Linked DNA regions of Mus musculus: regions 1, 2 and 3 are each linked to region 4. Evidence: chromatin loops called from intact Hi-C (ENCODE). Cell type or tissue: heart. All regions are shown on one strand.

Region 1 (8,000 bases), 210 kb before region 4:
TTTTTATCTTAAATGTTAAGCTGGCTTTACCCAAGACCCACATAGAAGTGAGTTGCGCTCCCCAGGTAGTGATGAGTAAGTCACCCCACCCTTGCTTCCATGATAACACTAAGAAATATGAGCACTTCAGGGCACAGGTTCAAAGCATCTCTGGGAAAACCAAAGGAAGTTGGGCAGGGCTGGGGAACACGTAGGCATGAATGTTTCTAGGGTTGGGTTTTAATGTTCCCAAAGCTTTCAAAAGGATTGAGAAATGCTGGGAACATTGAAAATGGTGGCTAGAACCGTGTGCCTTGGTTGACATTAAAGAGACCTGCAGGTGGTTGCCTTAGTTTGATCTTCTGTTGCAGTGATGAAATGATGACCAAACCATCTCGGGAGGAAAGGGTTTGTTTGACTTACACTTCTGGGTCTAGTCCATCACTGAAGGAAGTCATCACTGAGGGAAGAAATCAAGCAGAAACGGGAGAGGGGTAGGGGAGGAGGGGGAAGGGACTTAAAAAGAATCATAGAGGAATGTTGCTTACCGGCTTGCTTCCAGGCTAAAATTATTTCATTCACTTTCTTGTGCCACCCACAGTGGGCTGGGCCATCTCACATCAATCATTACTCAAGATGATGCCCTAACCGGCAGCCTACAAGCCAGTCTGATGTAGGCCATTCCTCAATAGAGGTTCCTCATCCCTAGCAACTCTAGTTCGTCATGAGGTAATAAAAGCAACCAGCACAGCATTGTAGTCTAATGAATGTAGGACACAGACCTTGGATTGTGTGACCATGGAAAGTTGTGTACATACTAGAACCCGTTTCTTCATTAGTACGTTGGGGATAAAATTTCTACTTTATAGTATTATACTGAAAATTAAACATGACAATGTACGTTAAATTTCTTGATGATGCCTAGGTAGAGAGAGTTCTTCAGTGAAGACCTGGACAGCCCTGGAAAATGAGCTCCTGTTTTAAAGTCGGTTGAACATGCAGTAGAGTGATATAAAATTATTTCTCCTGCTTGGGTATGGAGCATGGCAGGAGCGGGTGACTGCACTCTTGAGAATGCATTCAAATCTAAAATCCTAAAATATATATACATTAACGTTTAAGTTGCTTTTCTAATACTGATCTTCAAGTTTATAAAAGTAAAGGGCTAGAACAGACCTACCATCTTTATGGAAAGCGGCTGATCTATTTTTAACCATTGATGGACTTGAGGCAAACAGATGAACAGATCTGAAGATCAATATTAAAAAAGAGGTTTGCCCTATTAAATTCCTCCTCCTCTTCTTCCTCCTCCACAGCTTGGCCTCAAATTCTTGACCCCTGCCCTGCGCTTTACCCTCCTGAGTGCTGGGATCATGGTGGTGTGCTGTCAGACCTAGCCATCATTTTTCAACATTCACCATTCTATAGAAATACTGTGTTTCCAAACACCATCATCACATTGAGGCACTGAAAAAGGACAAACTGATTCTAAGAGCTGTACTGAAGATTAATTAAAGATAATTAAGAAACTCCTAGAGAAAGTCAAAGTGGGGGAACATGTTCTTCCAGCTAGCAAAACCTGTAATAATGCTATAGTAATAAGACAGGGTGGTAATGGCATCGGGAGAGATGACCTAGAGGAGAATAATGAGCCCTGAAACATTCTAGTGCATTTTGAAACATTGATACATCCCAGATGTAACATTGACAGTCATTTGAAAAAAGATCCTAGTTAATAACTACTATTCAGACAACTACCTTCTTGCCAACTGAAGTCCAAATCCTCTCCATTCTAATCAAGAAGTCGATCCTTACTTCATAGCAAACACAAACTAATTCCAACGTGGAGCCATGATTTAACTATAAACAAGAAAACCAAAACTTCCCAAAAATCCTAAGAAAAGAAATCTTCATTTTAGGATATGCAAGGCTTTTTGGACATCAAAGTTGCTAGCTACAGAAGAAGAGACAGACAAACCTAAGTACATTAAACTTGTTAAGTTTTACTCATCAAAAGACTCCATAAAGGAAGCAGGAAGAGAACCCAGAGTGGAGAAACAGGCCTGGCATCCCAGTGTTTAGAGTTTCAATCCAGCCTGGGCTGGGGAGGGAGAGTCTGCCTTGGACTACAACTGGCAAATTTTAAATAGAGACTGAATCACAGCCATAGTATTGCTTCAATGTTAAATTACCTAAATTTGAGCATTGTTCTGTGGATACGTGAAAGAACAGCTTTGCCTTTGGATGCTATAATGTATTCTCACACTGTTCAACAACACAAATCCTGTTCCAAGCATACGAACTGAGCCCATGTGAGGAACATGGATGCTTCATTCGTCAAAACTTTTCAGAGTCTGATTCTTTTCAAAGTCAACTTTAAAACTGAAAACATAGGGGCTGGAGAAGATGTTTCAGTGATTAAGAACACTGGCTCCTCTTCAAGGCCCACGTTCCATTCCCAGCACCCACATGGTAGCTCACAACCTTCTGTAACTCCAGTTGTAGGGGTTCTAACATCCTCTTCTGGCCTCTGTGGGCACTGTATACATATGGTTTACAGACATACACGCAAATAAAATACCTATAAACAAAACATAAAATAAGAATTATTATTTTTATTGAAAATAATTTTTCATACCATATACTGTGATCTTGGTCTCCCCTCTCTCAGATCCTCCCAGATCCTTCCCAACTCCCCACCCACCAACCATATCCCTTTCTTTCTCTCTTTCTTTTCAGAAACAAATAGGCAAACAAACCAGAATTTTTAAAAAAGAAAGAAAAAAGGGAACACAGACACACAAAACCCAAAACCTATAATAACACAAAACTAGAAACTGTAATATATAAGCAAAAGACTAGTTAGACATAAAATGCAGAAACAAAGTAATATGAGACAAAATGTCTACAAAAATACCATTGATCTGGTCATCCACTGCTGGGCATGGGATGGCTGTTAAGGGTGGCTGGCTTGTACACCCTGTGAGACTCCAGTGGAGAAAGTTATTTTTTTCTTTGCAAGCAGGTATCAGTTGGAGACAGCTTCTTAGGAATAGGAGCTCATGTCTTCTTGCTTCTCTGTTCTAGGACTCCATCTGTCTTGAACCTATTCAGGCCCTGAGCATCCTATTTCTAGGAGTTCATATATGTGTGTCAGTGCTGTTGTGTCTGGAAGACACTGTTTTCCTAGGGTCATCTCTGGTTCTTACAATCTTTCTGTCTCTTCTCCCTGGCTCTCTGAACCCTGAGAAGAGGGGTTTGATGGAGATTGAGTCTCTGTCTCTGTCTCGCTCTCTCTGGAGAAAACTTTATCTGATGATGGCAGAATGAGGCACTGATCTATGTGGAATGCACAACATAGCAGGAACAAGAGATGCTGCCTCACCGAGGCAGAGAGAACTGGCTTCCCAACGTTGTGCTCTGACCTTCATCTGCAAGTAACAAATACAATTTTAAAAAATTTTAGAGAGAAAGTCAAAGCTGAACACCTCTAAATCCTCTGACCTTACAGTGCACCTCCGAGGGACAAAGGGGATTCTCTATTGGAGGCAACGACAGTGATCTGGGGGCCTTGTTTACAATTACCAGGGGTGTGGCCTGGCTTTGTAGGGGCAGGAGTTTATATGATTGGAAGAGACTTAAATAAAAAGATACAATCTGGCCATGTGGCACATGCCAGTTAACTCCAGCACTTGGAAGGTGGAAGCGGAAGATCAGAAGTTCAGGGCCATACTCTGGTACATAATGAGTCTAACGCCAGACATGAGACCCTTTCTTAGAAGACCAAAATAAGAAAAAATAATAAAGTTATGAATATACATTAAGTTCAAAAGTATTTATTTATATTGGGAATAGGCAAATTACATGTCAGCAAACTCAGGTAAGAGTGCAAGTTTATAACCTTCAAACTCAGAAAAATGCACACATTTACTGTATGTCCTATAGACAAAGGATGTAACGTGATCCCATATTCACATGTGTTATGAAACTAAGTACAGTCTTGACAGGAACAGTATCCCATTTATCTGACCAGTAAAGTTAATTTCTATAGTACATTTCAGTGAATCATAGAAAAAAAAGTTAATAGAGGAAATACTGGGGCTGGAGAGGTGGCTCAGCGGTTAGGAGCACTGACTGCTCTTCCAGAGGTCCTGAGTCCAAATCCCAGCAACCACATGGTGTCTCACAACCATCTGTAATGAGATCTGACGCCCTCTTCTGGTGTGTCTGAAGACTGCTACAGTGCACTCATATAAATAAAATAAATCTTTTTTTTAAAGCAAATACTGGAAGGCTACACATACATAAATATATATGGTATGCATTATTTTTATAACGCTCAAAAGGTAAACAAAACATTGTCAGCCAAATGTATCTACCAAAAATGGCAAGCTGAACACACACCCACACACCATAACGAAGCAAGTAGAATCCGATACAGAAATGCTTTAGCGTTTATTAATTTACTAATGCCAACATAAAAGTCAGAGTTTTGTTTTATTAGTATTTTCACACTTAACGTAGCTGGTAAATTAATTTTGTATGCATCAAATATTGGGTCGAAATGTATCTTTCAAAAAAAAATAACACCCAAAACCTCACCTCTATTTCCCTGCTTCTCCTGTCCAACTTCCTCCCCACCCCAACAGAAGTGCAAGTCCTGGGACCTGTCAGGCTGTTCCAGAAGTTGGCAAAGTGAAGGCCACCCGTTGGAACTAGGGAGACTTTGAAGGTTGGTTTTAGTTTTGGTTTACACAGCGCGGGGCGGAGTGCTGCATCTATGAATATTTGGCATATTAACTACGCCATATCAAGTTGCTCGGATTCTCGAGTTATTCTCAGTATCTGACAGGAGGTTTTCCTGGCCCACTCAAACTTCCCACTTTCTAAGCGTGGAGGGCCCCGCCCTTCCTGGCAATCCTTTCTCACCAGCCTACTCCATGCTAGAGCCTTCCAAAAGGATTCCCACATCTGCCCGCTACCCTGTGCACCGCCCTCCGCAGCGCGTCACCGCGAGGGCGTGGCCAGATGAAGCTCCGCCTCCCGCTGTGCGCAGGCGCGGGGCCCTCAAACCCTGGCTGGGATTGCGGAGCTTCCCGGCTACTCGGCCGGAAACTCGGCCCTGCGCCTGGACCGGAGCGGCCCGAGCGGGAACGGACGCGGCCCGGTCCGCGCGGGTGAGCGTGCGCCGCCCTGGCAGCTCGGGCCTCGGGCCTCCGGCTCCCGCTCCTGTGCTCCGGCGTAACCTGCGTGCTGGACGGCGGCTGCGGACTAAGTCACGCCGCTCGCCGGGGTCCTCGTGACGTGCGCGTGCCTGGAGCGCGGGCCCGCGGGCGGGTGGGGAGGGCGGGAATGCGCGGGATGCGGGCGTTGCCTGGAGCCGGAGGAGGAGGTTGTCGGCTCTGCCGCCCCGAGCGCCCCACCCATTCCCGCTCCTCAGAAGCTTCAGGCGGTTTGGGTGCCATGTTTTTTGTTGGTTTTTTTTTTTTTTAATAGAAAATGGGTACTAGCGATTTCTTAAGTTTTGTTTTGTTTTTGAGAAAATTAAGTTTATTTCATGGTCCCAAAATGTTAAACATTCTTTCCCCAATCACTAATTTGTTCTCCAGAGCAGGAATACTTGGTTTCTAACACTTAGGAATTGTTATTTGAATAAATAAACTTAATTCCTAGGTGGCTGGAGTTTTCATCTGCTTCTGTGTGTGTGTATATATCAGTGTTTTTCTTTGGAATGTGGAACTCAGACTCTCACTTGCTAGCAAAGCACTCTACCACTGAAGTACATTCCCAATCATTCAATATACATGTATCGATTATGCTACCTGATATGTATATCATGTAAATATATACATATATGAACTTAGGGTTGCAGTGACCTACTTTCCCAGGTTGTGAAGATTAGCAAAAAACGACGGAGAATGAGCACTCTTATGTATATAAATATAATTGCATTTTCCCCTTTTGAACTGTTGTTTTGATTTTTTTAAGATTCTTAATTGTGAAGTATCTTCTTGTGTGAAAATGCAATTGAAGGATATGCTGTAGAATTTCTATAATACCTGCTCCATAATAGTACAAGTGATGGGTCAACAGAAACAGGTGGCGTGCACAGCAAGGTTGTGGGGAACCGTAGGCAGTGTTTCATAGGGCAGTGTCTGAGGAAAAAGACTGTATCCCTTCCCCCAGAGGAAATTGATAAGTGGAAGTTGGCTTAAGTAGGGACATGACGGCTTCACTATTGCCCTGAGTAAAATTCTCTGACACAACATCGTATGGGCTAACATGGGAGCTTAATTGAGGGTAAAATATATCTCATGGTGCAATTTCCTCAACAGAATGTTGAAGAATGTTTGTTCCAAGATCTTTGAAAATCAAGAGGAGTTCTAATGATGACCTCAAAAGCGGTGAAGCTAAAAAAAGCAAGCCAGAAGCAGGAGGCCTTCAGGTGGAGGGAGACAGAGATACTCCGGTCCACACATCAGTCACTGAGGAAGCTGTCACAGCAGACAAGCCCGGCCATGCATCAAGCACCAACAGTCCTTCTTGCCAGTTGGCTGAGGTTTCTTCCACAGGACCTGATGAGGGTGTGAAGGACAGCCACCCATCTGAAGAGCCTGTAAAGTCGTTTTCTAAAACCCAGCGGTGGCCAGAGCCTGGGGAGCCTGTATGTGTCGTCTGCGGTCGTTATGGAGAGTATATCTGTGACAAGACGGACGAAGACGTGTGTAGCTTGGAGTGCAAAGCGAAGCATCTGCTACAAGTTAAGGAAGGGGAAGGATCATTAAGACCCAGCAGCCCACAGAGAGTGGCTGCCGAGCCAGAGTCCCCACTGGATGCCTTTTATGTCTACAAAGAGCACCCCTTTATTGTGACCCTCAAGGAGGACCAGATTGAAACCCTTAAACAGCAGCTAGGAATCTCAGTTCAAGGACAAGACGTTGCCAGGCCCATTATCGACTTCGAGCACTGTGGCTTCCCTGAGACCTTAAATCAGAACTTGAAGAAATCAGGCTACGAAGTGCCAACCCCCATCCAGATGCAGATGATTCCTGTGGGGCTCCTGGGAAGGGACATTCTGGCCAGCGCTGACACTGGCTCAGGGAAAACAGCTGCTTTTCTCCTGCCTGTTATTATCCGAGCTTTCTCTGAGGTAATTTACCAATCTGACATGTCTTCCTCTCTGAAACAGACGCGGGATTTACCGAGTTTCATTGTGTGTAACTGATAAACTTGCACGCTGCTGCTTAGCATTTGCGAATTAAGTCACCAAGGTGCCGGTGACTTTGCTTTGTTTCGTGTGTGAAAACATCACTTCAAAGAATATTCCTTTTATTGCTGAACCAAAGATCTCTCTTCCTGGCAGGTCTAAAAATTAATTTCCTTACAAGACATTTTATTTTTAGCAGCTTTTCTATAAAAGAACAAAGTTTTGATCTGCAGGCAAAACCCTGCTTACCAGATGGATGAGCCGTAGCTTATGTCAGCTAAGCCTCTCGGGGTTTGGAGGAACGGGCATAGCATATTAAAGTTATAATGCAGTTGCAGCATGTCACGGTATATTCTTTTTTTTAAAGTATTGATTTAGTTATTTAGTTATATGAGTTGAATGCTCTATTTGCATGTATGCCTGCATGACAGAAGAGGGCATCACATCCTCTTATAGATGATTGTGAGCCACCTGTGTGGTTGCTACGACTTGATCTCAGGACCTTTGGAAGAGCAGCCAGTGCTCTTAACTGCTGAGCCATCTCTCCAGCCCCTAAAGTATATTCTTATTTTTTAATATATATATATATATAATTTTATTTTTGGCTTTTTGAGACAGGGTTTCTCTGTGTAGCCCTGGCTGTCCTGGAACTCACTCTGTAGACCAGGCTGGCCTTGAACTCAGAAATCCACCTGCCTCTGCCTCCCAAGTGCTGGGATTAAAGGCATGAGCCACCACTGCCTGGCAGTATATTCTTAAGTGTAACCCGCAGTTCATCTTTAAATAGTACTGCTGGGCCTGATGGTTGTAGGGT
Region 2 (8,000 bases), 61 kb after region 4:
ACACATGTATGTATGTATGTATGTATGTATGTATGTATGTATGTATGTATGTGTAGTGTGTACTTTGATGCCAGTGATGAAACCCAGGACCTTGTTCATGCTGAGAAACTTGATACCTGTGAGTCTCCCTCCCAGCAGTTATCAGACTTTGTGATATGTTTCTGATGCTTTGATTAATTGATTAATTGTGTACTACTAATAGTGGGAGCTTACTATGAATGGAACATTTTTTTGTGTATTTAGGATTATGGTTACAAATATTTTTTTTAGCATAGAATGAAAGGCAGAGAGAGAGAGAGAGAGAGAGAGAGAGAGTCTTTAATTGCTGAGCCGTCTCTCCACCCGCATAGTCTATCTTTTGACTTTTATTTTTATTCTTTAATTGTAGGTGTATAGGTGTGAACCAAGTGCACGTCTAGTTCCCTTGGAGGCCAGAAAGAAGGCGGTGTCAGATCCCCAGGAACCATAGTTACAGATGGTTGGTGAGTTACTGTGAAGGTGCTGGGGAATTGAACCCAGGTCCTCTGTAAGAGCCGCCAGTACTTTTAACCTCTGAGTCATCTCTCAAGCCCCCTGTATTTTTGAAATAGGGTCTTACTCTGTAATTAGGACAACCTGAAACTCACAGTGTAGCCCAGAGTGACCTCGAACTGCTTCAACCTCCAGAGTGCTTGTATTTCTGGCACTACCTGCCACACCTAGATTTTTATTTTAAAATTTTATTCATGTTCATAGTTGGAGGGTTTGGTTTCGTTATAGTTTTGGTTTTGGTTTTAGAAACTTGCCATGTATCTCGGGCTGATAGTTGCAGAATGCTTTCTCCTGCTTAGCACGTCCTCAGTGCTTAGACGGCATGCACTACTACACCTAACCAAAGAAAAGCTTTGTGAGAAAATTATCCATAAAGTATCATTAAATTTTTAATTGATGATTAGTGTGTATGTGCGATACGTGTGTTTGTGAGCGTGAGCCTGTATGTGCAGCATCATACGTGTGGAAGTCAGAGGACAACCTTCCAGAGTTGGTTTCCTCTTCCCATCATATAGAGGCAGGATCTCTTGTTTCGGGGGTGTTACGGTACGTACTCCAGGCTAGCTGGACAATTGTGTCTCAGTCTGCCATCTGCCTAGGAGTGCTGAGAGGGTAGGCATGTGCTATGGCATCTGGCACTTCTATGGGGTTCCAGGAACGGAATCTGACCCTTGAGTGTACACATAAGCACTGGCCAAATCATCCATCCATCCAAGTATGTATGTATGTATGTATGTATGTATGTATCTATCTATCTATCTATCTATCTATCATCACCTGTTTCTCTGTCTGTCTGTCTTTTGAGACAGTCTCCTGTAGCTCAACCTGGCCTGGAATTCTCTATGTAGCTGCAAGTGACCCTGACCTTCTGAGTCTTCTCTACCTTCCAGTGTAGTCTCCCCTCCCCCAGCCTGAATCCTGCTTGCTCAGGGGTGGAGCTTCCCGCTCAATCGTTCAGCCATGCCCACTGCTGGAAGCTGCCGCTTTGCTGTTCGGAGCCGGAGCCGTACACGTGGTCACCCTGCTATTGGACCCCAAGACTAATTGGCGGGAATCGGGCCCCTTCCCCTGCTTTATAATTGCGTGTGGAACAGTAAAATTGAGCTTTGATCAGAATGCCTGTCTTAGCTGCATTTCTTTATCTCAACATCTAGCCCCTCTTCTCTTCCAGTTTTCCAAAATGCCTTTCCAGGCTAGAACCCATGTTGTGATCTGCTGGCCGAACACAACATTCCAGTACTAGGATTGCAGTGTGTGCACCGCCATCACTCAGTTATGAGGTGCTGGGAATCAGTCGGGGTTTTATGCATCCACTTCAAATATACATATAAATAAAATGTAAACACATATATACATTATCTTAAGAAGGTAGAACATAGATGTAAAGGGCAGGTAGTGTGGTAACTCCAGGAAGTGGTATAAAGGGTGTTGCTGTGCCGACCATCATGTGAACATGTTTGCAGGTCAAAGGTGAAAATGCTGGTGCAGGAGGGTGAATGGGGGCGAAAGGTGCCCATTTCTGCATGCAAAATGTGCTGTCAGGCTCAGAATCCTTGCTGCAGAACTGTGGCCCTCTGTTCCAGCCAGCTGGGAATTTTACTCAGTGGTTGTGCAGGAATTTTACAGGAATGTCTCATTCAGGCAGTGAGCCACTATTTTCTGACACACAGTTTCCAAAACTGCTTATTTCTACATAGCTTTTTTTTTTTTTTTTTTAAATGTTGCAGATGTTTAAACCTCAGACAGGATGGGGCTGGGGCTGGGCCAACAACTTGCTCAACATTCTTCTGAGTCTGACGGGCTGGTGGAGTGTGAGCGTGGCTCCTAAATTTCTTGGGTAGGACTGAAGAAGCACTTTTAAGGTAAACTATTTTCCCTGGCCTTCATTCTTGAGGATGATGCAGGCTGTTACTAACTGGTTCACCTCAAATCTGAAGAGCCCCCCCACCCCCACCCCCAGAGGGGAAGGTAGAGGAGTTGCCTCATTTCCAGCTGCTGCAGAAGGAGGAGGGATTGGGTGTGTGCCCAGCTGCGGGGCTCAGGTACAGATGGTCCAGTGTGCGCTGGGAGGACCCGAGGAACGGCCCAGCAGGCAAGGCTCTCTCCTTCTCCACAGATGTGTCACTGTTACTCCAGCTTGCTCCCATTTATTTCTTTATTTTTACGATCTTATGAAATGCCATGGACCAGACCTGGAGCAATAATAAGAGAAGAAAGGAAGTATTTGGAAATATTAAGAGAGACCCGCGGTTGGGCTGGAACATCCTGCATTAGTCACTGCTGCTGTGGGAAGCCAAAGACTGTGAAAGGATATCTTTTTACATGTCTTACATATTTAGAGACGCTGCCCTTTCGAGATCCCATTGCGCATATCAACAGGGTTGCTGGGGAACTGGCTCTGTCCTCCAGATATCCCCAAGTGTGTGTGTGTGTGTGTGTGTGTGTGTGTGTGTGCTTCTGGTTAAGTTCTTATGCTAATGCTTTGAGGAACTGAAGCCAGGGAGGGATGTGGTTCCAGCTTCATGTGCTTAAAGATCCTCTGCCAACAATGAGCCATTTTCCAAGATTATTTCCAAAATCACACCAAGATTTGGTGTGAGCCCTCCATAAAAGAAAGGCTTTGCCTTTGAGTCTGTGTTCATATCTAATGTTGCTATGCTGGGGCTTTCTTAACCTCTATCTTTCATACACAGATTCAGCCAACAAGGTTTAAAAATATAGTCAGACTCACGTACTTAACATACACAGATTTTTCTTCCTTGCTTTTAAAATACGGGAATAACTATGTGTAGACTCTTGCATTGTATGAGGTATTTTAAGTTAACTGGATATGACAAAGGGTACAGGTGGGTGGGTCCAAGTTCAAGTTAAATACTGTGTGGTTTCATACAGAGGATTTGAGCTTCCATTCGTCTGACTTCCTTGGGAGTCCTGGAACCAGCCCCATACAGATACCCAGGAACAGCTGTGGTGTATTAAGACGGTACCTGTGAACAGAAAGATATATGAGCCCAGTCCCTTTAAACAACTGCCCTTATCCAGGTGTCTGTGGGCCCTGGTCCAAAACTGAAATTTTGGGACCCTGTGGACTCAGGAGGGAAGAGGCTATGTTTTCCCTGACCTCTGACTGCAGCGTAGTATAAACTTCATTCAGGAATGGCGACAAAGCTTAGGGATGTTAACTGTACCCGGGAAGAGTCACACATTTTCAAATTATACTACAGATGCTTTATCAACTCTGTCCCCCTCCCAAGCTCCTACTTATTTGTTATAAATAACAAATGCAGCCGGGTGTGGTGGTGCATGCCCTTAATCCCAGCACTCGGGAGGCAGAGGCAGGCGAATTTCTGAGTTCGAGGCCAGTCTGGTCTACAGAGTGAGTTCCAGGACAGCCAGGGCTACACAGAGAAACCCTGTCTCAAAACAAACAAACAAACCCAAAAACAAATGCATTTGTTATTTTAAAAAAAAGTCATATGTTTTGAAAGGTGTTCAAAATATAAAACTCATAAAAGGGGGGGAGTTTTTGACGATTACAGAAGGGGCATAGTGATGACAGATTGCTGAGAAGCGGGGATCTGCGCGTGGCTGGAGCGATTTCCAGCACAGCCTGCTCTTAGCCTCAGGGCTAAATCTGAGCACATTTGAGAATATTTTGGACCTGAAAGGAGGTTGGGCATGAAAATAACCACTGTGTCTAACCAAGCTTTTGAAACCACAGGCTGATGGGAAGACGCTGCCTGGTCAAGTGTTCCGGATGCAGTCGTGTGTCATCTGTTTTCCCGACACCCTTCTCACTTGCTAGATAAGGGGCAAACTTATTTTCCATGTTGCAAAAATAGGAAATGAGGTATAGGGAGTCTGGGAGAATTATTACCCAAGATCGCAGTGAGTCAGAGGCTTTTTGAGTACCACAGAAGCCCTGGCTCCCTCCCTGATCATGACCCCAGATTTGCTGTGTGCAGGCCTTGCGGTTTTAGAGGAAAATGTAGTAATTTCACTTTCACTTTTGTTTCTGTTTGGTTACGGTACAATCTTCAGTTTAGGCAAATAAAGAAATCTTTTTTAACCCCAGGCCCCCCCCCCACACACACACACACTATGGCCTTCTTTTTGAGACAAAGCGTCACTGGCTGGTTAGTTTTGAACTCTCTGTAGAAAGTGGATTGGACTTGAACTCACAAAGATCTTCTGCCTCCTGAATGCTGGCATTAGAGGCACGTGTCAACACACCATGGTTTTGTTTTTGAGACAGGGCCTCCTGTAGGCCAAGCTGACTTCTAGCCAGCTGTGACATCCTGAGCTGATCCTCTTCCTTCGACCTCCTAAGGCTACAATTAGTCAGCCTAGTTTCTGCCTGCATGCTGGGGACTGAACCCAGATCCCAGATCTCTCTCTCTCTCTCTCTCTCTCTCTCTCTCTCTCTCTCTCTCTCTCTCTCTGCTCACATGTGTGTAAGAACTCTATTAACTGAGCTATATTCAGCCCCAAGTAAAGCAGGTTTTGTTTGTTTGTTTGTTTTGTTTTGTTTTGTCTTGTTTTTCAGGGTTTTTTTTTCTTTTTAGGAATTTCTTCTTTGGGGGGAAATATTGTTGATGATTCAGTTGAATCTAATTAATGCCTGTTTGTTGCAAGCCTCTTCTAGCCAGTGAGGAGACACTGAGTGATTTAACCCCAAGGTTTCTGTGGAGCATGGGACTAAAGGACCAAACTAAACTTGATTTTATAAGCTTTCAGGGGTCCTGGTGAGTTATTCACTTTCTGTCCAGAAAAAAAAAAGGGGGGGGGCTTCTATAAGGAAGGATACGTAGGCTTTTGCAGAGTTCAACCTGTTTGGGACCCACCCTAGCTGAGTTGCAGGATTAATTTAGGCAGAGTATTTTTGGCATGGAACAAAAACAGTAATTCCTTGAAGGAAACACAAAGCTGTTGTGGCCACAGGGTAGAAAGAGAGATTGAGATTAAATCCAAGCAGGTCAGAGGATTTGGTGTCTGGCAGGTTGGCCAGTGTCCCTGGATATAAGCCTGGGGTGTCAGCTGGGTATTGATCTATGGGTGGTAATATTGTAGGCAGAGAGAAAAGTCAGGGCAAGCCAGACCAGGCCAGGCCAGGGAGCATAACAAACAGGAACAGGCCATTGCACCTGAGGCCAGTTTCTCTGGACATGGGGTTGAAGGAGAGGAATGATCAGAAAGAACTCTTACCCTGAGATGGGCAGGGTCTGGTGCTAGTGCTACTGAGATGAGTGAGTAGTCTTCCAGAAAATTCTTCCAGGCAGATATTCTGTAGTTCCATTAATCGGTTGGTTTTTTTTTTTAGATAGAAGCCTTCAGCTTGGGCTGGAGAGATGGCTCAGAGGGTAAGAGCACAGACTGCTCTTCCAGAGGTCCTGAGTTCAATTCCCAGCAACCACATGGTTGGTTGCATGGATGGCTCACAGCCATCTGTAATGGGATCCGATGGTCTCTTCTAGTGTGCACGAAGAGAGCAACAGTGCACTCAGATACATAAAATAAATAAAATGAACCTTTAAAAAAAGAAAAGAAAAAAAAAGAAGAAGAAGAAAAAGCCTTCAGTTTGGTACCTTCTGAGGCTACAAAACCCTTTTGCTGGTCAGCACTTTTTCTCTGTCTCCCAGCTCTAACCCTTCACCTTTTAAAGAGTCACAAGGGCTTGCTGATTCTATTAGAACTCTTTAGAAGTTGGTTTCTGGGGCTGGAGAAATGTCTCAGTGGTTAAGAGTACATACTGAGCTGGGCAGTGGTGGCACACGCCTTTAATCCCAGCACTTGGGAGGCAGAGGCAGGAGGATTTCTGAGTTCGAAGCCAGCCTGGTCTACAAAGTGAATTCCAGGACAGCCAGGGCTACACAGAGAAACCCTGTCTTGAAAAACCAAAAACAAAAAGAGTACATACTGCTCTTGCAGAGGACCTCCGTTCGATTCCCAGGACCCATATCAAGTGGCTCACAACTACCTGTACCTTCAGCTCTAGGAGGACCCGAAACCCTTGGCGTCCATGAGCACCTACCTGTACTTACACCCATGCCTCTGCACATCATTTAAAAAATTAAAATAAATGCAAATTTTGTTTTTGTTTTTGTGGGCCACCACTGCCCAGCTAAATGCTAAATTTTTATTTGTTTGTTTGTTTGTTTGTTTTAAGGTTAATTTTCTTCACACAGAGGTGAAGTTACTGGGTCAATGCATATAAATTTAGAAGGCAGAGTAGGTAGGCATCAGTAATTGCTTGTGCCACTGAATTCTTTGTGTTGTATATTGTTTTCCTGCCAATAAACTCTATGATTGTTATGCTCTAAGAAACAAACACCATAAAGTCACATCATGCGATAGGTTTCACATGGGAGGTTTATTGGGGATGGGGTATACAGAGGCTGGCTCTGGGCGAGGGTGGAGGGAAGAAGAAAACAGGGAGAGTGGCGGGGGGGGGGGGGGTCTGGCTTTTTATAAGGGGGTGTAAAACATACACAGGGGGAGGATATGTGACTCTGTAACACTGAGAATGTGTCAAATCTTGGCAGCTAGTGATGACATCTGCTGTCACTAGGTCCCTGGGGGCAGGTGGTGGAGATACCTGGTTACCAGCAGTGATTTCTCCCTAGCTTGGTTCTTTTCTTATATATAAAAGCTCCCCTAGTCAATGTTTCTTTGGAGCCTCCCTCCCTCCCTCCCTCCCTCCCTCCCTCCCTCCCTCCCTCCCTCCCTTCCTTCCTTCCTTCCTTCCTTTATTTTTGTTTATGTACATTGGTAACTTGCCAACATGCATGTCTGTATAAGGGTGTCAGATAACAGGAGTTAATGACAGTTGTGAGCCACTGTGTGGATGTTGGGAACTGAACCTGGCTCCTTTGGAAGAGCAGCCAGTGCTCTTGACTGCTGAGCCATCTCTCCGGCTCTTTGGGAGCCTTTTCTTAAAAGTAAAATAAATAGTAAGCGCTTGGGAGGCTAACGTAGGAGGTCAGGGCTAGCTTGAACCATATAGCAAGACCCTGTCTCAACCCCTGCCTTACACACAAGGTTCATGGGCCCAGTACTGGGTTTGACATTATTAACTATAATATTGTGTGTGGCCACAGCTTGTCACATAACGATGAGCATCTTCATTTTACAGATGTGGAAACTCAGAGAGGATGCCACTGTTTTGAACTATTTTGAAGGCACAGCCACCAGAGCTTTAGGTGAGTGACTCTATGCTTATAGGCCCAAATGTATCTTCACCCCCTCTCACTCCCTGCGCTGTACAGTTTCCCATTACCCAACATGCACTTCTGTTAGCAGCTGACTCTTTCCTAAACCTATTCCTCCAGGGACTTACTTAGCTAGACAACCAGCTTTTCAGTTTCTTCCTTATTTTCCTACCTAACTTTATTAAATTAAATTGTTTATTTTTTGAGACAGGGTCTCACCTTGTAGCCCTGAATGACTTGGAATTTGCTGTGTAGACCAGG
Region 3 (8,000 bases), 100 kb after region 4:
TCTGTAGGGCTAGGCATGTCCTCTCCCACTGAGGCCAGAGAGGGCAGCCCAGCTAGAAGAACATATCCCACATACAGGCAACAGCCTTTGGATAGCCCCCACTCCAGTTGTTAGGGACCCACATGAAGGTCAAGCTGCACATCTGCTACATATGTGTGAGCAGGCCTAGGTCTAGCCTGTGTATGTTCTTTGGTTGGTGGCTCAGTCTTTAAGAGTCCCAAGGGTCCAGGTTAGTTGACTCTGTTGGTCTTCCTGTTGGAGTTCCTATCCCCTTTGGGACCCCCAGTCCTTCCTCCTATTCTTCCATAAAAGTCCCAAGCTCCATCCACTGTTTGGCTGTGGGTGTCTGTATCTGTCTGAATCAGCTGCAGGGTGGAACCTCTCAGAGGATAGCCATGTTAGACTCTTGTCTGTATGGTTCAGGATCTGAAGGTTTGATGAGGATGGCAGGAGAGGTGATGGGTACCCCTGGGACAGCAGGGTACTCAGAGCCCCATGATTCTTATAAAACCTGGCACAAAGCACTGTTTCTTAATTCACTCTTCAACTAACCAGCCAGCCAGCAAACCAACTAACCAACAACTCACCCATCCACCCACCTAACCAACCAACCCACCAACCCACCAACCAACCAACCAACCAACCAACCAACCAACCAACCAACGTATTTATGTGGTCTCGACTGGCAAGATGGGAACTAGAATAGGGGTTAGAAAGAGATAGTGTTGGCTCAGCAGTTAAGAGCACTGACTGCTCTTCTGAAGGTCCTGAGTTCAAATCCCAGCAACCACATGGTGGCTCACAACCATCTGTAATGAGATCTGACTTACATATAATAAATAAATAAATAAATAAATAAATAAATAAATAAATCTTAAAAAAAAAAAAAAAAACAGGACAGTGGTGGCACACGCCTTTACTCCCAGCACTTGGGAGGCAGAGGCAGGTGGATTTCTGAGTTCAAGGCCAGCTTTGTCTACAGAGTGAGTTCCAGGACAGCCAGGGCTATGCAGAGAAACCCTGTCTCAAAAAAAAGAAAAAAAAGAAAAAAAGATTGTGCCTTCATGTAATTTACAGATAACTGAGGGAAGCAGGTATTCAATACTCAATTCATGAATATCTTAGTAATTACTCATATAATTCTAATATCGCAGTGGAAGACAGAGGTAGCAGGTAGGTACTGGAAGGAATTTGATCTAGCAAGACCCTTGAGGAAATGTGGAGTTGTATCTGAAAGATGAAGTCCAGCATCAAATGGGAGCTGAGCCTGTTCTTCCACGTTCCTGGGACAGGGAAGTCAGTGCCTGGGGAGATCACTCAGGTCAGTAGCAGCCCCGTGCTAGAGGAGACTGGGGCCACACAGGCGGACCTGTGTGGGCTGTGGAAGGGAGTTCCAGGTTCATCTCCCAGACCAGAAGAGTTTGCAGCAGGGAGAGGGGCTACCATTTGTTTCTTTGTTGCTCTTCTTACTACAGTGAAAAGGATGGATTTGATATGGGCCCAAGGTGGATGTGAGGAGCGGGATTTGGGGCCACTGCAGGGCTCAGGTATCATAGATGGAAAAGCTCAAGACAGAGGATGGCAGTGGATAGGGGTGGTGTGGAAAGATTCAAGAGGTTATTGGGAAGCAGAATTGACCAAAAGCATGAATGAATTAAAGAGAGGACAGTTGTTCCATAGTCCCTGAGCTTTGATTTTGGAGCTTAAGGAAGGTCTGTATTGATGGGGACCGTGGATAAGACCAGAGTGGGTCTGCCCTGGGAAAGCTGAGTTTGGAGTTGACATTGTGGGTTTAATGTTGCATAAATAAATAAATAAATAAATAAATAAATAAATAAATAAATAAAATAAAGTTTTAAAAAAAGTAAATTCCTTTAGCTGGACTTTTATAAGAATTGAATTCAAGAAGAGTTAGGAGCGGGCATGCTCAATACCTACCATTCTCTCATGAAACCGGGTTTTATAGGCGCGGGTTCATTTATTCCTCGTCCCTCATCATTTTATGTTTAAGAGCAAATGCACTTAAAACCACTGTTTGGAACATCGCTTTTACTAAAGAGGGGACCACTCTACCATCAGTGTAATTGCTTCGGCACTGTCTTCATGTAGACAGACTTGTGTAAGCCATCATTAATCCTTTGTATAATTAATGCATAAAATGCAGAGTTTCTATTACTGGAAAAGCAAACTCAAGCATCACGCTGGTAATATCAATAACATGCATTTGTAATTACATACTGTAGATAACTCTGAAAGCTACATTTTATTACATTAATAAAACAGAAAACCCCCTGAAGCCACCCAGAAGCAGGCAGCGGTGACGCTGTGAGAGCTTGCTGCTTTGTCTGTCAGGAGTCTGCAGGGCGCTGGTAGCCGGTCGGGACACACATACTACACAAAAGGATGATGTTCATATTTCTATTTTCAAAAATAGTATGAATTTACTATACAAATTAATGAGCTGGATTGTGACATTTTCATATGTGTGTCATGTTCTTTGATTATATTCCACCTCCATTACCCTTTTTTTTTTTTTTTTTTCTCCAAGACAGAGTTTCTCTGACTGTCCTGGAACTTACTTTGTTGACCAGGTGGATCTTGAACTCACAGAGATCAACCTGCCTCTGCTTCCAGAGTGCTGGGATTATAGGCGTGCACCTCCTGGCTTTTCTCTTCATTCTTCAAGGAATGCCCATACTGGCTTCCAGAGAAGCTTGGTCACGTTACATCCATCTCTATAGTGTAAGCATCCTTCCTTCCTCGCTAGTATTTGTTGTGATCTGTTTTCTGGGTGATAGCCATTCTTCATGGCATGACATAGAGGCGCGTTTGTTTTCTTTTCTCTTTTTAGACAGGGTCTTGCTCTGTATCCCTGGATGGTTGGAACCCATTCTATAGCCCAGGTAGGCCTTGACCATGAGGCAGTTCTGCGTCAGTCTGCTGAGTAGTTGATCACACACCTGTACCATGAGCTCTTGACATAATCTGCCCTTCTACTGACTGAAAATTTTCATGTGTCTCTTTTTCTTTCCAGATTCTGGATATCAATCTCTTGCTCAGTAGATAGGGGGGTAACATTTTCCTCCCATTTTGAAGCTTGTCTCTTCACTCTGGTAACGGTTTCCATGGCTATGCATAAACATTTTAACTTCATGTGGATCATGTTCAGGGCAGGACGAATGTTCAGGATGGACAAGACCAGTCGCTACTCCTTATGGAGCCTGTCACTCACACCATAGAGGAAGAAACCAGGAGGGCTATTTTGGGCAGTTCTAAGATGCTCCAAGGACTGAGTAAGTCTCTCTTCTAGACAAGACATGGGGGAAAAAATAGCTTCTTGGGGGGATGCAAGAGTGAAAGTCTCCAGATTTGGAGATCACTGGAGAACATTCAAACCATCTCAGCAGCTGGCTCCTGTGGTCAGTGCTTGCCTAGTGCTTAAGGAAGAGCTTGGGTTTCATCCCCGGCACTAGAGAAGACAGTGTCAGAGACGATGATGGCTCTGTGTAACCTACACTGTGTAAACAGAGAAGGCATTTCTACAAGCTAAACAAACCATGAAACCACGAATCCTCACACCCTCGTTACTATCTCATGGTGATCCAAGATCCAGAGCCTGTCAGAAGCAGATGGAGACACAACCCAGAACACCCACAAGCCATTCCCATCCAATTTACCCCAGAAATGCAACTCTCTCTGACTGTGGGACAAGGTTAAAGGGTTTTGTTTTGTTTTTCTTTTTTTCTTTCAGTAGTTAACCACCAGATTTGAACCAAAAAACATTTAGTGTTTAAAAAAAAAAAGAAGAAGAAAGAAAGAAAGAAAGAAAAAAGAAAATAATTTCCAAGAATAATCTTGTATTTAAATTATTGTCCCAGGATGTATGATTTATTTGTACTGATTTTTCTCCCTACAGCACAAAACAATGAGGTTGCTTTGCTTGGGTATACCGAGGGACTTTGGGCTGTCCATATTTGTCTACAAAAATCTATTGTGGGAATCGGAGAGACAGCTCAGTGGTTAAGAGAACTCGCTGTCCCTGCAACCACACAGCACCTGACAACTGGCCATAACTCTAGTTCTAAGGATACAATGTCCTCTCAGACTTCGGAGAGCACCAGGCATGCATGTGGTGCATAGACACACATGTGAGGAAAACGTTCATAGACATAAACTAAAGAAATCTTTCTAAAAAAGGTTTTATTTAAAATATGTATGTTGTGTTATTTTCATTCGTTTTTCTGGAGACAGGTCCAGGCCTTTGCAATATCCCCTAAGTGGTCTGTGAGCTCCCTTCCCCAGCATCTATGGAACATTTATGGACCAGAATATAAATAGGTTATGAATACAAATAGAGCCCTTTCTTCCCTTGCTGTGTATTTCCTCATATGGCCAACAGGTGGCAGCATAGACATCAACCGTCATCTCCCAGCCCCCATGCCCCCCATCTTCTGGACCTCAAATAAATTTGAGGAGTGAAATGTAATTTTTAGATCCCATTAGCAACCTAGCTTTGGCTTGCATAGATTGTGGACAAAGTATCTTATCAAACTGCCCTCAAAATCTCTGTGGAAGAATAAAGAGAGATTAAATAGCAGTCACAAATATGGAGCGACAGTATTTGATACGCTTTGTTAGTGAGAGAAAAAAAAAATACTCAGTTGCTTGAACCAAAGGTCCGCACAGACTGTAAAATCTTACAGACTCTCCCAAGCTGCGGTGAGTGCTTTACTCCCGAGCATCACAGTTTCAAACAGCATCTGTAATGAATGGCTTTAAGTACTTTTTCATTCACAAAAGCAAAACCATTTCTTGGAACCAACAGCGGAAAGACCTCTTTCACGTCTTCGGCTCCCCAGAGGGCTGTGTAGAACAGAAAAAAAGGGAAGCTGTCCTGCACTTGTGCCCCTGAGGGCTTTTAATTTTGATTATTAAGTATCACTTTCTGTATTACTTTTTATTTTTGTGAACTCTCGAGAACCCTGGAGGGGTTCCACCAATGGAGGGAGACATCCACCAATGTCTGTTATGAATTCTTTTATTTTTATTTTATGTGTTTTGTCTGCATGTATGTCTCTGTCAGGGTGTCAGATCTTGGAGTTATAGACAGTTGTGAGCTGCCATGTAGGTGCTGGGAATTAAACCCTGGGTCTTTAGACTCCTAACTGCTGAGCCATCTCTCCAGCTCCTATGAATTCATAACAATGTGTACATTAGCATTTTTTTTATCTTTAAGTTAGTTTAAATGTCAATATTTTAGGCAGAAGATTCTGGGTCCCTCCTTCCTCCAGGGTTTCTTTGTGTAGCCCTGGCTGTTTTGGAACTTGTTCTGTAGAGCAGGCTGATCTCAACTCTCACGCATCTGCCTGCCTCTGCCTCTCAGAGTGCTGGGATTAAAGGTATATGCCCCTACTGTCTAGCATTTCTGGGTCTTTTAAAAAAAGATTTATTTATTATTATAATCTAAGTATACTATAGCTGTCTTCCGGTGTACTAGGAGAGGGTGTCAGATCCCATTACAGTTGGTTGTGAACCACCATGTGGTTGATGGAACTTGAACTCAGGACCTTCAGAAGAGCAGTCAGTGCTCTTAACCGCCAAGCCATCTTTCTCCAGCCCCTGTTTCTGGGTCTTAATGTGGCTGATGACAATGATGTAGCTCAGGATTAACTTAATTGCTTACTGATATATGCCGTGTGCTACCTGTGATTCTTAGCTATGGAATTAAGCTTTCACTGAAGTCCAAAACAAGTCTGAGGTCAAGTGTCAATGGGACCAGGGCTTGGTGGGCTTGGTGAGGCCCATTGTGCCTATTGCTTCTTTTCCTTGAAAAGTTGCCATAAATTTCTGTTATTAGGGAGCATGGAACAAATAGATGGACCTTCAGTGTCGCCAGCTGTCCTGTAGGGAGAAGATGATAGATAGAGAGGGCCTGGTGACAGTTGACAAATATCAACAGAAGGGATGCAAATGTCTCGGGGAGAATAGAATTTGGAAACTGTTTGCCTGCCTGCTTGGGTTCATTTTTCACAGTCCAGTTCAAACTGTGAGGCTCCCTTGAAATGTAAAATAGCCTCGGGGCAGAACCCTGGAGCCAGGAATTTGCATCTGAGTTCAGCTTCTTTCAGATAATAATTACTGTTAGAAGGACCTCTGTGGGTCAATCCGCCACCAATCAATTAGTATTTATGGAAATGTGTTTTCTGTCTAGTCTTCCATTAAATGTTGTGAGCAACAGGAGACAAACTGAACCCTAATCCCCCTGTTGTATTCCTGTTGTCCTGCTGTGTGGGGCCTGGGTAGAGAGTGAGCGATGGGAGCCGGGTGGAGGCGGGAGTCAACACAATTGTTTAATGGTTATTTATTATATCAGTGCTGGGATTTGAACCTAGGGTCTCTGACTAGGCAAGTACTCTACCACTGAACTACATCTCCACAGTTCTCCCCCTGCCCCTTATATAAAATTTGAGACATCACTAAAATCTCCAGGCTAGCCTTGTACTTGGCAGTCCTCCTGTCAGCTTCCACCAGGCTTCCCTGGTTAGGTGTTTCAATGTGAGCCATTGTGGCTCAGGGACAAACTCTCTCTTAGACTTCTCTCCTCCCATTAGTCCCAGTGCCTGACACACCTGGAGTTGTTCCCGTTTATAAAATGTTTTTATAAAATGTTTTTATTGGATAACAGACCAGATGAGTTTCAGTTTGAAATTCCCTAAGCTGCTGTTTAGTTCTCAGGGGCGAGGTGTGTGTGTGTGTGTGTGTGTGTGTGTGTGTGTGTGTGTGTGTGTGTATTTTCCTGTTAACTGTGACCCAGAAGGCTGATGGGTCTGGACCAGGGTGGGTGGCCTTTTCTCCTGACCACTTCATCTGTCTATACCTTGGGGACTGTTTTAAAAGCTCCAGGTGTGGGGGAAAGGAGCGACGGACTCAACCAAAATGGAGTGCAGCACACTTTGATTTAATTTCTCCATAAAGGAAAAGGGCTCCTTTTCGGAACTTTTCTTATGCGAGATTCTGACATGTTGGCCCCATGTACTGTTACTTAGGGCAAAAAGGTAAAAACGAAACAAAAGCAACCCTCCCCCAACCTCAGCCACCCACGGATTTATAAAATTCACAAATAGCACTAAGGTTAGTGTATTTTCAGGTGTGGTACAGGTCTGTAATCTTAGCGGAGGCAGGTGAATTGTCTCTGAGCTTGAGGTCAGTCTGGGCTACACAGTCAATTCTAGAATAGCCTTGTCCATCAACTTCTTTGAAATTTTATTTATTCTGCATTTTGTTATTGTGGATTGTTTTAAAGATTTATATATTTATTTTATGTAGTATTTTATGTACTACGCCTTAGAAGAAGGCATCAGATCTCATTACAGATGGTTGTGAGTGTTCAGCAGTGGTGGCGCATGCCTTTAACCCCAGCACTTGAGAGGCAGAGGCAGACAGATTTCTGAGTTTGAGGCCAGCCTGGTCTACAGAGTGAGTTCCAGGACAGCCAGGGCTACACAGAGAAACCCTGTCTCGAAGGAAAAAAAAAAAAAAAGATGGTTGTGAGCCACCATGTGGTTGCTGGGAATTGAACTCAGGAAGAACAGTCAGTGCCCTTAACCGCTGAGCCATCTCACCAGCCCTGTGGATTGTTTTAAAAATTATGTAGGCTCTCATATAGCCCAGGCTGGGCTTGAGTTTATCTAGCAGCTGAAGATGGCCTTGAACTTCTGACCCTCCCATCTTCATCTCCCAAGCAGGGATTACAGACATGAACCACTGCTCTGGGTTTATGCAGAGCCTGGGATCCCCACCCCCACCCACCCCCTGGTCTCAGTGCCAGGCAGGCATGCCACCCATTGAGCCCCAGCCCATCCCTCAGAATGCTTCTTGACAAAACGCATATGACATTTGAAGCCCAGAAGGAGAATGTGCGAGGACTCTCAAATGCCCTGTAGGACTTAGGAAAAACTCAAGAAATGAATATGAATTCATTTATGCTGAAAATAACCACC
Region 4 (8,000 bases):
ACTTATGTACATTTATATCTTGGCACGGCTAGACACTGTGGATGGACATCCCTGTGGATTTCCTAGTGGGCAACACCCCTCAGGTATGAGGGAGTTTTCATTCTTTAAATGTGGCATGGTGGTAGCAGTCAATGTGTAAAGAGTGGAGGTTGGTTTCCCCCAACTGTATTTTTCTCTGTAGGCTATAAATGCAATGAATCATTATGACTCCAGGTGCTAATGTCCAAATGTTTCTATCTATTCTCTCCATGGAGAATATACGATGCGTTTGCGACCCTGGGGTTTATGAAGATCTGCTAGATCAGAACTGCCCAGAGTCACCCTATGCAAGGCCTACAAACGAAAGACTTTAATTGTTAATGTTTTCCCTTTCTCTGCTGGGCCAGCATCGGGGAGATGCCTCAAGAAAGTCACAGAACCCCTAGGTTGTCCTGAGTTTCAGACTTCTGTGTGGTCTGTGAAAGTCACAGGGCGGGGGGGGGGGGGGGTTGCTTGGTTTATAGAGTGAATCTGTCACATGAGAGAATAAACAGAGAAACAAGAAACCTTGAGATGGGAGCTGCCTATAGCCAAAGTCCATTTTCCTCTAGATCCTGTTTTCAAAATGAGGAGGGTTAAAAGAAGATTGTAATTTAAGCAGGTAACTGAGACAGAAGGGCAGTAAAGAGCTCCAGGTCTCCCTTCATAGTCTGCTCAGTTTACCAGGACATCATCATTCATTCATTCATTCATTCATTCACCTCTGTCTGCCTGCCTCCTGAGTGCTGATCTTAAGACCTGTACCACCACTGCCTAGCCCATGATTTTTCTCTTATTCTTTCCTTTAGAGAAACCTGACCTTGCGAAAACTATATCTAAGTTATATGAAAGGTCACAGATGACTTATTTGATTTCCAAACTATAGATTTCATGCAAACAGCTTGGGCTGCTAACATGGAAGCTGCAACAAATATTGTGCAGTGCTCAGGAAGCTTTGGTTACTGAGGAATTAATGTATTTCACACAGTAGAATATTCCTCATTCATCAATTGTTGCGGCCGGCCAGCAGCTCGCAACAATCAATAAAATCCGAGGGACCTGGGCCCAGTGACCTGACTCAGTGGGTAGAAATGGTCGCTCTTAAACCCAGTGACCTAATAAGTCTGACTCATGAAACCCAATGGTAGAAGGAGTGGGCTAGAGCTGCCACATGTCACTGTGTAAGAGGTGGTAAGGGAATTATGGGCAGAAAAGGTGGAGAGGGCTTCTTGGCACCTTTACTTACCTACTGAGCCACCTTGCTGGCCTGGCAGATCAGTCGTGTTCACTATCTTATATCTTATATAGTAATCTGTTTAGGTTTTCTTTGTTTTGTTTGGAGACCATTTCACCATGTAGTGCCAACAAGCCTTGGGCTCACTATGTAGCCCAGCTTAGCTTTGAACTTCTAGCACTGCTTGCTCCTGTGTCTAGAGACTTTGCAATTAAAAGTGTCTGCTACCACATCTGGCCAAAAAGGTTTAAAGGTGCGATTTATGGCTGGAGAGATGGATGGCTCAGCTGTTTAGAGCACTGGCTGCTCTTCCAGTCCTGAGTTCAATTCCCAGCAACCACATGGAGGCTCACAGCCATCTGTAATGGGATCGGATGCCCTCTTCTCTACATGTACATGCACATGCAGATTGAGCACTTATTTACAGAAAACAGATAAATGAATCTTAAAAGAAGTGAAGTATATTTTGTATTTTACAATTTTTTTTCTTATTTTCACTGGTCCTGTGAACTAAATCTATGGCTTCACATGTGCAACAAAAGGTCTCTAGCACCATGCTTTTTTTTTTTTTTTTTTTTTGCCAGTCCCGAGACTCAAACCCAGAGCCTTGTGAATGCTAAGTACAATACACAAAATCTCCAGCCCGAGAGATGGCTCAACAGTTAAGAGTACTGTCTACTCTTCAAAGGACCTGGGTCAAATCCCAGCACTCACTGGTTTGAAAATGTCTGTAACTCCACTTCCAAGGGCTATGGATACCCTCTTCTGACCTCCTTGGCACCAGAAATGCACATGGTACACATGTATACAGGAAGGCAAAAACAATCATGCACATAAAATAAAGTTTAAAAAAGAATCTAGCCTGGTGTTGGTAGTCTACACCTTTAATCCCAGCACTTAGGAGGGAAGATGGATCTCTGTGAATTCTAGGACAACCTGGTCTAAGGGAAAGAGAGATCTTGTCTCAAACATAATCTTTTTAAAAATTAAGTGTTTTTAAAAATATTCATACTTCTGGGTGTGGGGGCTTAGCCTGTGATTTCAGTACTTGGAAGGCAGAGATAGGAAGATTATGAATTGGGAATATAGTGAGACTCTGTTTCAAATAGACAATTCGCATTTATTATCTTTTTGAGGATTTATTTACTTTATGTATATGAATTTTTGCCCGCATCCATGTATGTGCCATGTTCATGCCTGCAGGATCCCCCTAGGTGGGTGTTGGGAATTAAACCCTGATCTTATGCAAGAAAAACAAATGCTCTTAACTGCTGAGCTATGTCCGCAGTCCCTATTACCTACGTTTATCTCTTTCGTTTGAGGGTTTAAAGGAGTTGGTTGGTTTCACTGGTACTGGGGTTCAAGCTTTATCCACAGTAGGCAACCACAGTATCACTGAACTATGTCAGTAACCTGTAGTGTTTAATCTTTCAATTATTTCCTAATTTTATAACTTCAAAGATGATAAGATATACTGAAGTTGCTGCTCCAAACGGAGTTTAGACGGAGTTTAGAAATATTAAGTGTTTCATCATCTAGCCACCTCCTAATTATTATTCCATGTAGTTAGGATACTATTTCTATTTTCTATCACCAAAGAATTGAATAGCACAACCAGTATAAGTGATGTGCTGGTGTGTTATCATATAAATGCTCAAGGTACGACTTCTAATGGTGAAAAACGGGAAAATAAATGGACGTTGATGAAGTGTGTCTTCTTTTGTCTGTTCCCGGGAAAGTTTATTTCGGGCATTTCCACTGGCGGAATGATTAGCGCTAACAGCTTTCCCCCTCCGTTTTATTTTACAGGGTCTCTTCATCTTCCTGATATATGGGGTATACAACCTAGAGGTAAGTCTGCTTGGAGTAGCTCAAGGCTGACAGCGTGAATGAGAGAAATGACAGGTTTCTTATCTTGATAACTGTAGAACAAAGTTGGCTTTCATATGAGTGTCCCACTGCCCTTCATGCTTGGGCTGGCTTATGTGCAGCCCAGCTTTACCATTAAACATGGACACCCTGAGTACAGGGACAGCCTCATTTCTCACTGGCACTGACTAATATTTTATTACTGTCTGAAGTTTTTGAATTTTCAGTGTTCAACGCTTAGCTATACCTGGTAGTTTCAGGAAATAATTTAACTGTAGTTCCATGGGGCTAGGAAGATACAATGCCTCATGAAACTATTCATAAAATACAGTTTTAAGGTTTCTGGGCAGGCTCAGAGAGGCCTGTGTTGGTAAACAATACACCGCTATGGCTTTAATTGCAAAATTTCTCAAGGAAGTTATTACAAGAAGTCATCTCGAGAAACACTATGAGAATATGGACGTGTGATTTCTTTAAGAAAACACACTATGTAAATAACTGTTCTCCAGGTCTTTTTATTAAAAAGTCTGTGGTGTATAAATACACCTAGGAAAGTTGCTGGTTTAGATTTTTGCATGCTCGCTGTGAATGCCTTTTATACATTATTAGGCACTAAATTAATATCTATTTGGTTTTGTCGATAGAACTTTTAATTTCAAGATTTTATCTAATTTCCCCCAACTGAATAAGGAACAACTTTTCAAGTTTCTAGGTATTCTATACTGGAGGGGTTGGGAGAGTGGGGTATGTATCCTAACAGAGATTTTAAACAAGAACGATGGCCAGTATTTGAGGCTAGTTAGTATTCAACGTAATAAGCAAATTCAGACAACTGAGAAAGTACGTGGCATTTAAATACCATCTGATGATGAAGTGTGTGTGGGCGTGTTTTACAGGACAGCTGCACCTGGGATTACACGTGGTTTCCCTTTGCGTAGCCTTCAGGTAGGCTGGCACTGAGACAATTTTCTGCAGCGGTCCCTCCTCTATGGCAGTCTCAAAGGCTCCTTCAATAAAGGCAAAGACAAGCGTTATTGCTGTCTCCATTCTGAAAAGGAGTAAAAGCTATCTGTAATCAATACCGTTACGAGTTTAAAGCTTTCAGGCAGAATCACAAGTACCTTAAGGAATCCTATTCTCTGTTTGATTTTGATTCAATACTTGGATTGCAAACACTAAAGTGAACCAAATGCCAATGTTCAGTTTTCAGTGTCTCCACCTTCCCTAACCCCTTCCTCTGCAGCTCCCACGCCACGCTGCAACACGCTCTCCTGGCGTCCCCGGACTTCCCGCCCCTTGGGCTCCACCTCCGGAGCGCCTTCTCCCTAGAAACCCTCAGCCACTGTCTGCCCCTCAGCAGGGCCACCAATCACGTCCCCTCGCTGCGGAAGACCCTCCGCTGTCCGCCTCCAAGTCCCCGCCCCTCCCACCTAGCCCCCAGCAGCTCCGCCCAACCGCCCGCTTGATTGACAGGCTAGCCAGGCGGAAACTGAGGCGCAGGCGCACGGGGCTCGCCGAGCGCCCCTCTGGTCCGGTCGAGGACTTCCCGGCAGACACCGCGCCGCGGCTGCGCAGAAGCGGGGAGGCTTTTAATTCCATTGTGGAGAGGACGGCGTTATTTTTATTAACTGGAGGCGACGGCGGCTGCGGCGGCGGCGGAACCCGTAAGTGTGGCCGGCGGGCCGGGGCGGGCGCGGGAGCGGCCAAGAAGGCCGCGGGGTCGAGCGCGCCGGGCCGGAGGCGGCGGGGCTGCGGACGGGAGCCGGGCGCGGTGCGGGCTGGGCGGCGGCGCGGCGGGTCCCAAACGCTGCGGTGGTCCCGGCCCGGGGCCCGGCCCTACCGCCGTTCCCCCTCTTCCCTCCTCTCCCTCCTCTCCGCAGCCAGGCCTCCTCCGGGGTATGAAAATCGGCAGCGGGTTCCTTAGCGGCGGCGGCGGTCCCAGCAGTAGCGGTGGTAGCGGCTCCGGCGGCAGCTCCGGCAGCGCCAGCGGCGGCAGCGGCGGCGGCAGGAGAGCAGAGATGGAGCCCACCTTCCCCCAGAGTATGGTTATGTTCAACCACCGGCTTCCCCCGGTCACCAGCTTCACCCGGCCGGCGGGGACGGCCGCCCCTCCCCCGCAGTGCGTGTTATCCTCCTCTACCTCCGCAGCCCCGGCCGCTGAGCCCCCCCCTCCGCCAGCCCCGGACATGACTTTCAAGAAGGAGCCGGCGGCGTCAGCCGCGGCCTTCCCTTCGCAGAGGACCTCCTGGGGATTCTTGCAGTCCTTGGTGAGCATCAAGCAGGAGAAACCTGCGGATCCCGAGGAGCAGCCGTCCCACCACCACCATCACCACCACCACTATGGGGGGCTGTTCGCTGGGGCTGAAGAGCGATCACCAGGCCTAGGAGGAGGGGAAGGGGGGAGCCACGGCGTCATCCAAGACCTCAGTCTTCTGCACCAGCATGCCCAGCAGCAACCGGCCCAGCACCACCGCGATGTATTACTGAGCAGCGGTAGCAGGACTGATGAGCACGGCAACCAGGAGCCAAAGCAGGACGCTAACGTCAAAAAGGCAAAGAGGCCAAAGCCAGAATCTCAGGGAATCAAAGCCAAGAGGAAGCCAAGTGCATCTTCCAAACCTTTGGTTGGAGAGGGAGAAGGTGCCGTCCTGTCCCCAAGTCAGAAACCTCATATCTGTGATCACTGTAGTGCTGCTTTCAGGAGCTCCTACCACCTGCGGAGACATGTCCTCATCCACACGGGCGAAAGGCCTTTCCAGTGCAGCCAGTGTAGTATGGGTTTCATCCAGAAATACCTACTGCAGAGACACGAGAAAATTCACAGCAGAGAGAAACCCTTTGGGTGCGATCAGTGCAGCATGAAGTTTATTCAGAAGTACCATATGGAGAGACACAAGAGGACACATAGTGGAGAAAAGCCATACAAGTGTGACACTTGCCAACAGTATTTTTCAAGGACTGACAGATTGTTGAAGCACAGGCGCACGTGTGGTGAAGCCATAGCAAAAGGAGCCGCTAGTGCAGAACCTGGGTCATCAAACCATAACAGTATGGGTAACCTGGCTGTGTTGTCTCAGGGAAATACAAGTTCCTCAAGGAGAAAGTCGAAGTCGAAAAGCATAGCTATTGAAAATAAGGAACACAAGACTGGCAAAACAAATGAATCACAAATGTCAAACAATATAAACATGCAGAGTTATTCAGTAGAAATGCCTACTGTGTCTACCAGTGGGAGCATAATTGGCACTGGAATAGATGAACTGCAGAAAAGGGTGCCAAAATTGATCTTTAAGAAAGGAAGCAGAAAGAATGCAGATAAAAGCTACCTTAATTTTGTGTCACCGTTACCAGACGTAGTTGGGCAGAAATCCTTGTCTGGTAAGCCAGGTGGCTCACTTGGCATCGTATCGAATAATAGTGTGGAGACCATTAGTCTTCTCCAAAGTACAAGTGGCAAGCAAGGCCCGATAAGTAGTAATTATGATGATGCCATGCAGTTTTCAAAGAAGAGAAGATACCTACCAACTGCCAGCAGCAACAGTGCCTTTTCTATCAATGTAGGACACATGGTCTCCCAGCAGTCAGTCATTCAGTCTGCAGGGGTCAGTGTTTTGGACAATGAGGCGCCATTGTCACTTATTGACTCCTCAGCTCTAAATGCTGAAATTAAGTCTTGTCACGACAAGTCTGGAATTCCTGATGAGGTTTTACAAAGTATTTTGGATCAGTACTCTGGCAAATCAGAAACACAGAAGGAGGATCCTTTCAATTTAACAGAACCACGAGTGGATTTACACACCTCAGGAGAACACTCTGAATTGGTTCAAGAAGAAAATTTGAGCCCAGGCACCCAAACACCTTCAAATGATAAAACAAGCATGTTGCAAGAATACTCCAAATACCTCCAACAGGCTTTCGAAAAATCCACTAATGCAGGTTTTACTCTTGGACACGGTTTCCAATTTGTCAGCTTGTCTTCACCTCTCCACAACCACACTTTGTTTCCAGAAAAACAGATATACACTACATCTCCTTTGGAGTGTGGTTTTGGCCAGTCTGTTACCTCAGTGCTGCCATCTTCGTTGCCAAAGCCTCCTTTTGGGATGTTGTTTGGATCTCAACCAGGTCTTTATTTATCTGCTTTGGATGCTACACATCAGCAGTTGACACCTTCCCAGGAGCTGGATGATCTGATAGATTCTCAGAAGAACTTAGAGACATCATCAGCCTTCCAGTCCTCATCTCAGAAATTGACTAGCCAGAAGGAACAACAGAAAAATTTAGAGTCCTCAACGAGCTTTCAGATTCCATCTCAGGAGTTAGCTAGCCAGATTGATCCTCAGAAAGACATAGAGCCTAGAACAACGTACCAGATTGAGAACTTTGCACAAGCATTCGGTTCTCAGTTTAAGTCGGGCAGCAGGGTGCCAATGACCTTTATCACTAACTCTAATGGAGAAGTGGACCATAGAGTAAGGACTTCAGTGTCAGATTTCTCAGGGTATACAAATATGATGTCTGATGTAAGTGAGCCATGTAGTACAAGAGTAAAGACACCCACCAGCCAGAGTTACAGGTAAGGTCTCGAGAGTGACCAGGCTGGGAGTCTAATGTAATTTTGTTTTATTTTGAGAACACTGCCATTGGAATGTTTCTACACGATCCTATTAAGAATAATGTAATGCCCTTTCAATGCAACTTTTCATATTTAGTTTATTTTGTTAGTGTGATTTTAGCTCTGTTTGTATTATGATTTTTAATCAAAATCAATAGATTAAAAATAGTTTGACATTCAAAGTGACAATGTTTAGCAATCAAATTTACATGTATAGATTGTCAGGGAATAGCCCAAAAGTTTTAAATGCAAAAACAAAAAAAA

Evidence for each region. Hi-C counts contacts between places; a loop is a spot of excess contacts. Peaks named below come from ENCODE experiments on the same cell type or tissue, not always from the same donor. Only the 100,000 strongest peaks of a DNase experiment are listed, where the experiment ranks them.
Region 1: a loop joins it to region 4, with 2.6 times the contacts of the local background. A loop is called at or near these places in 2 of 42 quality-filtered maps.
Region 2: it touches region 4 in a loop (6-fold over the local background); 14 of 42 quality-filtered maps call a loop at or near these places.
Region 3: it touches region 4 in a loop (4-fold over the local background); 14 of 42 quality-filtered maps call a loop at or near these places.

What each region holds. Positions count from the first base shown.
Region 1 is chr1:136,410,268-136,418,267 of GRCm38, forward strand. It overlaps Ddx59 (DEAD box helicase 59), which reads left to right and starts at 5,004. Exons shown (of 8, transcript NM_026500.3): 1 at 5,004-5,156; 2 at 6,315-7,129. The coding sequence starts at 6,326. It overlaps 9230116N13Rik (RIKEN cDNA 9230116N13 gene), which reads right to left and starts at 5,252. Exons shown (of 3, transcript NR_024328.1): 1 at 4,582-5,252; 2 at 2,897-3,410; 3 at 1,649-2,560. In heart, a CTCF peak has its summit at 4,197 (motif pointing left); a DNase peak (open chromatin) is centred at 5,004; H3K4me3 peaks cover 1,424 bases; H3K27ac peaks cover 1,367 bases.
Region 2 is chr1:136,681,081-136,689,080 of GRCm38, forward strand. It overlaps Gm19705 (predicted gene, 19705), which reads left to right and starts at 2,316. Exons shown (of 3, transcript NR_045324.1): 1 at 2,316-2,393; 2 at 7,664-7,730. It also overlaps Gm41958. In heart, no CTCF peak of the experiment used is centred here; DNase peaks (open chromatin) are centred at 2,271, 2,901, 4,331 and 4,801.
Region 3 is chr1:136,721,937-136,729,936 of GRCm38, forward strand. It overlaps Platr22 (pluripotency associated transcript 22), which reads left to right. Exons shown (of 5, transcript NR_037986.1): 3 at 2,635-2,742; 4 at 2,856-2,903; 5 at 3,035-3,792. Among named protein-coding and RNA genes, the nearest start is that of Platr22, 30 kb to the left of the region's middle. In heart, a CTCF peak has its summit at 4,393 (motif pointing right); no DNase peak of the experiment used is centred here.
Region 4 is chr1:136,620,267-136,628,266 of GRCm38, forward strand. Zfp281 (zinc finger protein 281) reads left to right here and starts at 4,635. Exons shown (of 2, transcript NM_177643.4): 1 at 4,635-4,785; 2 at 5,006-8,000. The coding sequence starts at 5,020. The coding sequence ends at 7,701. In heart, a CTCF peak has its summit at 4,664; DNase peaks (open chromatin) are centred at 4,565 and 5,365; H3K4me3 peaks cover 2,508 bases; H3K27ac peaks cover 1,958 bases.